2 separate regions of the Homo sapiens genome follow, and region 2 is linked to region 1. The links are chromatin loops, found by intact Hi-C in ENCODE. Cell type or tissue: PC-9. All regions are shown on one strand. Links, peaks and the distances in the headings refer to the core of each region. The heading gives the core; the rest is flanking DNA.

Region 1 (5,393 bases), core at 208-5,207:
ATAATAAGTACTGCAAATATTACCCCTGAAAATTCTTTATTTTACAGGAATCCCTACATCAACATTACCTGTTCTGTGTCAAAAAAGACAATTTTTTTGAAACTCTGTAAGTATAAATTCAATTTGACTGTGTTGTATAACATAATTCATAACGCTCAAGAAAGAAACAAAATTTTACAATGTATTGTAATTTTAAAGACGATATAATAATCATGGTAACAAATTCTAGAGAAATATTTCTAAAGTTAATAGAAGATATAAATAGTATGTAAATTAACATGTAAAAATTATCTTACAGAAAACATTATTCACAACATAACTCTAGAAAAGACTTTTGCATAATTATAAAAATAGTTCTTTAAATCTTTCAATAAGATACTTTAGAAGAGTATTAAAACTTCGTATATAAGGAAAATATAAGGCTACATATTTTTACTTTATATCCACCATGTTCCATACATGATTTGAGGGTCATTAGCATTTTTAAAATATTATTACCAAAGAGTTAAAAAAATCTATTTCCTAAAATCACAGCCAAGATCCTAAATGTGGGTGTGAACCTTGCATTACAAATTTTTAGACTCTGGTCCTGTTTTGTTACAAATGTAATATATGTTCACTGGGGAAAATAAATAAATAAATAACCCACCACTACCCCATTGCCCCAAGGCAACACACATACCCATTTACCTAACCAATCTCCTTCCTCTGCCCCAGACTTCTTCCCTGGGGTCCTGAGAAAAGATGTATTTAGAAAGTACTATTTATATTTTCTATAAAGAGGTCATTTTAAACCTCTGAACAAATCCAAGTTACTAAGATTCAAATGGTAACCGGAATTTTCTAGGACACGTTTGTTTTTCTATTACTATTAAATATAGAAAGTGGCATTAAATATTACAAACCTGTGTATAAATTTGACAGCAATAGCAAGTAAAATTAATATCAGTTTTACCCAATATCTAATGGAAAAGTATCCCTGAGGACTGAAGAATAGCACACTTAAATTTTACTTATAAAAACTTTGTTTTTAGTATTACCTGTCCCAGTCCATGCTGAATGACCATCAGTAAGTGTAATAACAAAACCAGATTCCAGTGTTTTCTCCCAAGATACTTGTAGAAAATGAGTTATACTGGGTTCAGAAACAAGGTGGATTCTGCTTATTTTTCTCTCCATTTCTTAATACCTGTAATGGGAGAATACAATTAATATTTTTAAAAGAAACTGTAACTCAAATAATGTTTTCTGTACTGGCCTCTCAGCTACACAAACACCAAGGAAATAAGAAAATAAGCAAAACAAAAAAACTGTATAATAGGTTCAACCATTAGATTCAACCATTAAATTCAGTAAATAATACATTCAGTAAATTCACAGTTTTCTTCAATATTAATTCACAATTTTTACAGATGAGAAAAGCAGAGGCCCATAAATGGAAAATGATTTGTCCAAGTAATGAAGATAAAAATTATCATCTCAGCTGGGCGCGGTGTCTCACACCGGTAATCCCAGCACTTTGGGAGGCCAAGACGGGCAGATTGCCTGAGGTCAGGAGTTCAAGACCAGTCTGGCCAACATGGTGAAACCCCGTCTCTACTAAAAAAAAACAAAAAATTATCATCTCAACAATATGCTGAGTAAATTTTACCACTTCTTTTCCCCCAGATTCAATAGGCTTTTTTTCTACCACAAAAGAAATGGTTGCAAGAACTTGTGAGAATGACCTGGAACTGATCTCACTACTGAAATATTACAGTAATTAGAAAGGATAAAATTGACCAAGTATCTTAGTCTCTGTCTGGAGACACTGTCTGGAATGAAAAAGTTGAGTAAGTATAATTCAATGGGGGAAAAAAAATCTCACAACCCAACAGCTGATAGTATCCAGTCATGCCTTGTCTAAGGCAGAGATGACCAGGCTCAGTGACTGAAACACCCTATCCACTGAGACAGGGGCACTCTGTAATAGAGATAAGTTGCATCAGATTATCACAGCCTGAGGCCAATAAATGTTTCTGCATTCTTTAAGTTTTGTATTTAAGTATTATATATAGACAGAAAAGTACATACATCAAAAGTACAAAAGTACAACTCAATGAATTTTACAGTTGAACAAATCCATGTAAGTAGTACCTAGATCAAGAAGCAGAACATTGCTACCCAAAATTCATTCTCACACTCCCTCCAATCTAGCCACTGGCCTCTCCAAATAACCACTATCTTATCTTCTAACAGAGATGAGGGCTTTGAATATTTCTCTACTTTATGTAAATATAATCATACAGCATGTTCTATTTTGTGTCTGGCTTCTTTTGCTCAACATTATGTTTGAAAGATTCATCCACACTATGTGTTAAAGTGATAGATGATTTTCAGGGCAGTATAGTAGTCTATTATATGAGTATAAGACAGGTTATTTATCCATTCCACTAGTGGTAGGCATCTGGGTACTTTCTAGATTTTGACTATTACAAATACTGCTGGCAGAAACACTCTAGCAAATACATATGCATTTCTGTTGAGTATATACCTAAGAGTAAAATTGTTGGATCAGAGGATATGGATATATTCAATTTTGGTGCTACACAGCAAATATTTTTCTAAAAGCGTTGTACCAGTTTACAATTGATAGTATGAGAATTCTGATTACTGCACATTCTTGCAAACATTTTCCATGGTTTTCATGTTAGCCAATTTTTTACTTCATACAATAAAGAAGAAAATAAAATTAGGGGTACACAATGTAATACTGAAAGTTAGAGTTAGAAGGGAGTCAGATCTAAGATCACCATCATCCATTTGTTAAGTACTTTGCAACTGCACAAGAACTTCATTACTTGAACAAACAGACAACCACATAATATAAAAATTCTAAAAACCTAATCTTGCCCTTCCCAAAACAATGATTATCTGAACATTTCCCTCTGTCTTTATCCACAGACACGCATGTTTAAATAAACCTTATAAACAGCTTTTTTCATGGTGGCACAGAGTTTTACACCTAGCATTCTTAGTGACTAAATAATAATCCATTAAGTACTATAATTAATGGAAATATGTTGACATATATATATATATATATATATCAGCTCTATCTTTACTGGAACCCTATGAATATAGCAACTAACAGGATCCTCATTGTATGAATAAAAAACAGAGGTAAAGTTTAATACCCAAGATCACACACTAAGTGGTGGTGCAAGGACTCAAATCCACCACCTGCTCTTCTTACCACAGCACTTTGCTTGTCAGTAGGAATGTGAAAGTCTAGTAGATCTGATGTTAAGAAAAACCAGACTTCTAAAGTTACCAGATAAAGAAACAGGGTTGGACCATGAAAGAGGTATGCTTAGGGAGCTTCTGCCATGTGACAGCATTGCCAGATAAGGAGCTGTTGTTTTAAGACTACTCTAAAACAAAACTAAGACTTTTATTTCCAGTCTCCCATCAAATGGTAGTTAACCAAGCTTATATTCTGCAATCATATGAGATGTGTGGGAAACAAAACAGCCAGTTCTGATTCTGGAACAAGTTACAAGAAAAAAGTTTCCAACTCTGATCTCCTATGCCCTATTGCTGACTTCTGGATATGTCTGCTGAGGATTTGAAAAGTCTATGCCTGTCCCAAAGAAGGCTTTCCACAAATACTTGTCCTTGGATTTATTTAAAATTATTTCAGATCTGTCACCCTTGAATTCTACCCATTTTTCCTAGTAATACCAGTAGGGTCCATACAGATTAAGTATAAATCCTCTTACACACGACAGGCCTCTTCTTAAGACTATATGCTTGCAGTCAAAACAGTTCTTATAAGATGATTTCTGATACCCTCACTAGTTTGATTAATCTCCACAAAATTCTCTACAGTTAATCTCTGCCACTCAAAGCATAGTTCACTGAGTCCCAACTGGTAGTCTAGTTGTATTATAAACAATTAAAAAATAGACAAAGACTATTACTTCATCCTAAATACTGCACTTCTATAATTTCAAGGAAATATCACATTCAGTTTTAATTATTGTTTTTAGTGATAGTGAGAGTGATAGGGGTTGTGTTGAGGGTATTTTGTTATGTTTTTGGCAGCTACATCATTCTAAAAATTCCTATTTGAGTTTAATATCAACTAAACCTTGTTTAGTTGTTTTTCTATGTATGTTATTACTAAGTCACTTTTACTCTATCCTTTGTTTGTAATTTTTGTTGATGTTGTCTGATGTGTTTGCTGAGGTTCAATTTTATGTTTTATATTGGCTTGTTAAGGTTACGTTGAATAGTGATTCTGTTCCTGTGACCCAACATGTTTATTATCTCTCTGACCTTGTCATCTAGAAATCTGATAAACTTCTTCTTCTAAGTATTCAAGTCATGCACATAAAATGTTGAGCAGGACAAGCTCAGGCATAGACCTGTATAGTCTGCCATTAGAAACACCCTCAAGTAGACATCAATCATCAACACTATGTGGGAACACCACTTATATTTCCAAGTCACAAGAATGTAAGAAGAATCCTTGGCAAAATCTATCCACTCTACCAGCCTATCAACACTATTTAAAAGAACAACAACAAAAAAAAAAGAAATTAAAACTGTTAATTAGTGATCCTACTCTTATTTGTAACAATGATAGGTTCTTTTTCTTTTAATCCAAAAGCAATTCTTCTGGTAAATCACTCTAGAATCTTGCCCAGATTGACTTCAAATTTATCAGACTGTAAAATGACACATATTACTTAGTTCAAGCAAATACCTATATTTGTTCTAATACTGTAACGCCTGATACTGTAAAATTGATTTTGTGAGCTTCATTAAAAGATGCTTATACCGTAGAAGCTAATAAACAAAACTAGAGAAATAACATAAAAATTATAAATATGCAAAGAGAAAACATTATAAAAAGTCAGAATCAGGAACAAAGCACAAACTTCCAACATGAAAACATTACAACTATTATTTAATCACATAGCATGAATCTCTCATTAGATGATCCTTTAAAAAAACATTATAAAGTAATCCTTATAGCCCCATCAATTAGGCATGTAAAATTTTTAAATATATTTAAGTTTGTAGGTTTGATACGATAATCACAGAAAAAATAATTTTTAAATATTCCATTTAGTCAAAATTTTCTCCTACAATAAGGTCCTTTGCCTAGATGTGCTTAATTCTGAAATGCTTTATCCATTTGTGAATATTTTCTTTTAGATCAATTAGTCAATACATTTAATGTGCAGTAAATTACTCACATGCTCTGTAATCCTTAAATTTGAAAATTACTGGAAAATCTGTTACTGTTTTTCTATGCCAATCATTGAAAAAGACATATAGTTCAAGGCTTACATAATTCTAATTGGCTCAAAACCCACAATTTTGGGGGTGGGGTGCATGGGAGG
Region 2 (5,393 bases), core at 301-5,300, 78 kb after region 1:
TGATACCGTTTAGTGTATAGAAAAACTGATTCAGTGTACAGTTTAAAGATTGAAATTTTAGAATAAAAATTAAGATCCACACTTCATGAGAAAATTTGACCACCACATTGAAGTGATAGTTTGCATGTCTGGTTTTAGGTCCTTTGTAACAAACTCTACTTAAAAAAAAAAAAGAAAAGAAAAGAAAAGAAAAGAAAGAAAGGAATTAGGGAGTGCTTAGTGATATTCTTCTTGGCTGAGTTAAAGCAGTTTACTAGACTCAGCTTGATCTTTGCCTGTTACTGCTGTCTAGACGCCTTCCATTCATTGTATTACGGATTTGGTTCAAGATGTCCAACTTCCTCTTTTCTCACAATAGAGAATGTAACATAACAGACATCTATAATTAGTTACTTAAAAATACTTTCTGAGGAAGACAATATTAAGAACAGCCTGCCATCATATCCACCTATTTGCAGCCTAACTTCTCTTTTCCTTTTAAAGAAACCTCCCAAGAAGCTTGTCCTGAGCTCCTAGGACTACTCCTGAAGCACATTCATTGACTCCAGAGACTCAGGATAGGAGGGCAGCCACCCCCACAAACACTCTCACTTCCGAGCTTCTTCTGGGTTATGTCACTTTCCTTAGCTCCCCATGGAATGAGACATTTAAATTACAACAGCCCATTCAGAGAAACACAACAGCTGCCAATTTGACCTTCTCTCGGGATTTGTGTTTGAAAGAGGGTCCTAGTTGTCTGGTTCACTCCAGAAAATTACTACAGATGATGTAGTTGGGTCATGTGACACATGGTTAAAAAAATAAACAACTCTCCTGTTGACATATGACCTACAACTAAGACAGAGGCTTTAGTCCATATGGTGAAATATTGGGCTCTGAGGAAATGTCCATAGCTTTGGTTTTCTTAGCATGGAAAACCAATTTGTATTTTCATATTAGGCTTAATCTCAACTGGGTGAGGCTTGTGGTATCTCAATAAATCTGTACTATGTAAAAGTTGCTTTCTGCTTGGCAAGAGCAAACTACAAAAACTTGAAATGAGAGACTTTAAGAACCATTATGTATGCACTCCCTGGCTGCTGGGTTGCTGACCTGGGGCTTTTTACCTGGTGGTCTGATGAGTCATGCCATTCAAAAAAAGAGAAGACAGCAAAGATATTTGAATGGTTAGCTATACAGGCAATTAAAAACCTGCTGGGTGGGCTCTTTCCCCGCGAGGCCAAGATGCTGATTTGGAAGATAACAGTGGATTCTTTCTCTGGTGCCTACTAATATTCTAGAAATGGAGTACATAGAGAAACTGAAGCCAGGCTCAGAAAAGACAGCCCACAGACTTAGTGTTCAAGTAATTTACACTCTTGACAGGTCTCTAAGAGGTAACTTTTTCTTTTTAAAAAATTTCAGCTATAATATTGACTTGGAAGAACAATCTGGACACAAGCAAGCTTGATCATAGTGCTGTAACACAACTCAGTGTCTTGTCTCTTAGACCAGCTCCTGAGTTCTCTCTCTTTCTCTCTCTCTCTTTATGCTGATGCTGTCGGCACTCACCAACAGCCAGGCTGGAGACCTTGGAATCCTCACTGACTCACTTTCCTTACCAAGGCATAAGATGAGTCTATTTTTCGAATATTTCTTGTCTCTTTATCTCCTCCTTTTTGCCCCTCCCACCACAAAAGTTGAGAATTTCATCTTCTCACAATGGGGGTATAAAAAGTTCCTCAAATTCTCTACAGTCTTCTTCTCCCTTTCGTTATATGCCCCCAGAATGATCGTTCTAAAATGCAAGTCTAAGCACACTACAGCTTAAAAACCTTCAGTGACTCACCTTTACCTCAGGAACGAGGGCAGGTTTTTAATATGGCATAAAATTTGGATTTACAAGTCATCTGACCTATCCTAAATTCCTGCTCTGTGGGACCTATCTCATTCTACCAGAGGGTGTCAGATTCTTATCAGTTTCACACCAGGCCGGCCAGCCCTGTTCTTTGCCCGAATTGCTCTTTACTTTCTTTACTTGCTGATTCCTTTTCGTCTTCTGATGGCTGTCTCAATTGTTCTCTTCTCTGTTAGCCTTCCCTAACCTCCTCAGTGTTTTCTAACCCCCTCCTGGGAGCTCTCTAATGTATTGCTTCTATTAGAGCACATACCATGGTACACTATAGTTATCTGTTGACTAGGGAGTGATGTCCTCAGCCGTTGTCAGATATATGGTAAAAATCAGTGAATGTTTGTTGAATGACTATATACAAAGCAAGTTTCTTCCTAGAACATGTTTTTGACCTGGTAGAATTTTGTTTCTGGCCTTCTGATTTCTCTGAGGTACAAAGTGCTTCAAAAGGAAGAGTTGTAGGACCTTTGATTGACAACCTAAAAAGAACTGTGTAAGGATATGCCAGCACTTGAATCTGAGGACAATGGAAAATAGAAATCTGATTGGAATAAACTGGTCACATGTGGAGGACATGCTACCATATAAGTACAGGGAAAACAAATTAGGGTGATCCATAGAAAGCAAATCAGGGTTCTTGGAAAAAAATATTGAAAATGGAGGTAGTAGTTCTGGCTGACCTAAATGCATAATGTTTCATTAATTTTTTGCTGACAGATCCTTTCTCTCTAACGTAGCTCTCTGTGTCTTCTTCTTACTAACTATGTGATCTTGAGGAACTCAGGCTATGTCTCAGATTTCTCATATTTAAAAAAGGAGGGAAAATGCCTGCCCTGCCAACATCATAGGTTTGTTTTGATTTCCAAAATACAGGGAATATGTAATAACATAGTTTTGGCCTATTCATCACATTTCTTTCTTTGTTTTTTCTTCAGTTTTTTGTTGTTTATTACAGTTCCCTTTTTTTATTATTATACTTTAAGTTCTGGGGTACATGTGCAGAACGTGCAGGTTTGTTACATAGGTATACACGTCCCATTGTGGTTTGCTGCACCCATCAACCCGTCATCTATATTAGGTATTTTTCCTAATGCTATCCCTCCCCTAGCCCCCCACCCCCCAACAGGCCCTGGTGTGTGATGTTCCCCTCCCTGTGTCCATGTGTTCTCATTGTTCAACTCCCACTTATGAGTGTGAACACACAGTGTTTGGTTTTCTGTTCTTATGTTAGTTTGCTGAGAATGATGGTTTCCAGCTTCATCTATGTCCCTATTCATCACATTTCTAATAGTAAATGAATGTAGAGAAGAAATGCTGATTTTGTGACTATTTGTCATGTATTGACTAATGTAACACTTTAGAAGATATAATTATATTTAAATTCATCACTAAATTAGCCATTTTGTGTTTTCAAAGAAAGTTAAGAATGACCTAAAATGTTAACTGGGCATGGTGGCTCATGCCTGTAATCCTAGCACTTTGGGAGGCTGAGGCAGTCGGACTGCTGAGTCTAAGAGTTTGAGACCAGCCTGGGCAACATGGCAAAACCCTGTCTCTACAAAAAATATAAAAATTAACTAGGGGTTGTGGTGTGCACCTGTAGTCCTAGTTACTTCTGGGGGTGAGGTGGGAGGATCACGTGAACCTAGGAGGTCAGGGATACAGTGGCCTGATCACAGCTCACCGCAGCCTCAACAACCCTGACAGAGAGACCCTGTCTCATTAAAAAAAAAAAAAGACCTAAAATATTGAGTGAAGGCTTTTCTCATCAGAATTCTGAAGCTATTTTACTGTACTCGTCCAACTCAGAAATGCAATTATGTAGGTAATTATAGTTTGTATTTGGAGATTAGAATTCATCCTATGAGTAGTTTGCATATGCATATCATACACAAAGTGCTGGAATTATATTATGACATTTTAAAGTAAAATAAATGGTTGAACTAAATGAATTTGTTTATACTGTCACCTGTTAGCGCTTGATATTGTAAAAATGAAGAAGTTTGAGAATGTGATATTAATATGCTTTTAAAACAACTTTATAGAATTTGATAGCTATTATAATTATAATTATAAACAGTATCAAGCCAAGTTAATAGATAAATCTTTTGGAACTGCCTTTCTTTATAATAAGTAAATAAAAATAATCAGTAATTCACCTGCAATAATTTGCATGAAACTGGGTACAAACCACTTTTTGCTGTGCGTTCCTCATTTCATATTAGTGGTTGAGAAACGTTTCCTGGCTGAGTAGTTAACATGTGAATAATGCTTATCGAATTAACGTATTTGAAGTATTAGAAAGTCTTAAGCTCTTTTTCCTGTCATCGTATTTATAATTTTCATTTCCATTAACCAGGTAAATAAAGTTTGTTAAGTGAAGATAATCCTCCCTATTCTTTTTCTAATGAAATATCAATGAGAATTCCATTTAAAATCATTTGTGGAAAGAGATGTGAATAGTTAGCACTATAAATAACGTTTTTGTCTATTTTTAAATAGGATCTGATGCCATCAAAAGTCACAAGAACTGGCCGGGCAAGGTGGCTCACGCCTGTAATCCCAGCACTTTGGGAGGTCAAGGCTGGCGGATCACGAGGTCAGGAGATTGAGACCATCCTGGCTAACACAGTGAAACCACGTCTCTACTAAAAATACAAAAAATTAGCCAGGCATGGTGGCGGTCGCCTGTAATCCCAGCTACTCGGGAGGCTGAGGCAGGAGAATGGCGTGAACCCGGGAGGCGGAACTTGCCGTGAGCCGAGATCACGCCACTGCACTCCAGCCTGGGCGACAGAGTGAGACTCTGTCTCAAAAAAAAAAAGTCACGAGAACTGTCTGGAAATGTGAGCAATTTCAAGCGAGAGATTAGTTGTTTTACAAAGTTCATTAAAATATGCATCAACCATTCTTCATCTCTTTGAATAAAGGTAGGACACTATGTAATTTTATGTAGATTTCTTCCAGCTGATATTAAATTTTGAATGCAGAACTAAATGAATTTGTTTGTGTTGTCAGCTTTGGATACCTGATGTTATAAAACTGCAGTTCTAATTGGAAATGTGATTCTGATATACTCCCTTTAGGAGTTTGACTGTTTTACTTACTTTATGAAGCAAGAAATAATAATAAAATTTTAGCTCTCATAATCAAGAGCCATTTGAATACTCATAAATTAAAAATATTTAGATGTCAAGACAGTAAAGCCTATGACATGAAAAGGACCAGATAACTAGTTAAATGAATTTCCATGGGTCAAGTTGCACAAGTAACATAGTCTAGAAGTGTGGATTAATTTTCACTCCGATAACGCGTTATCTTGCTTAAATGTGATTAAAAATCCCCACTGGGTTCTATGTTAATCTTTCCTCCAAAGATTTGGATCTTATCAAGTTTGGGAGCTACTTTGGAAGTAGAGAGTGCTCTCCAAAAGAACTCTCAAGAGGCAGTATCAGTTTTTACAATCTACTCTGGGGTAATGAGAGAGTGGTTGAGTTTACAT

The links. Hi-C counts contacts between places; a loop is a spot of excess contacts. Peaks named below come from ENCODE experiments on the same cell type or tissue, not always from the same donor. Only the 100,000 strongest peaks of a DNase experiment are listed, where the experiment ranks them.
Region 2: it touches region 1 in a loop (14-fold over the local background); 2 of 110 quality-filtered maps call a loop at or near these places.

The regions. Positions count from the first base shown.
Region 1 is chr5:83,100,706-83,106,098 of GRCh38, reverse strand. It overlaps XRCC4 (X-ray repair cross complementing 4), which reads right to left. Exons shown (of 8, transcript NM_003401.5): 2 at 1,041-1,189. The coding sequence starts at 1,179. Among named protein-coding and RNA genes, the nearest start is that of XRCC4, 26 kb to the right of the region's middle. In PC-9, for the core only: no CTCF peak of the experiment used is centred there; no DNase peak of the experiment used is centred there.
Region 2 is chr5:83,022,446-83,027,838 of GRCh38, reverse strand. It overlaps LOC105379052 (a long non-coding RNA gene), which reads left to right and starts at 4,649. Exons shown (of 3, transcript XR_001742775.2): 1 at 4,649-4,821. RefSeq lists enhancers at 1-263, 370-1,217. In PC-9, for the core only: no CTCF peak of the experiment used is centred there; no DNase peak of the experiment used is centred there.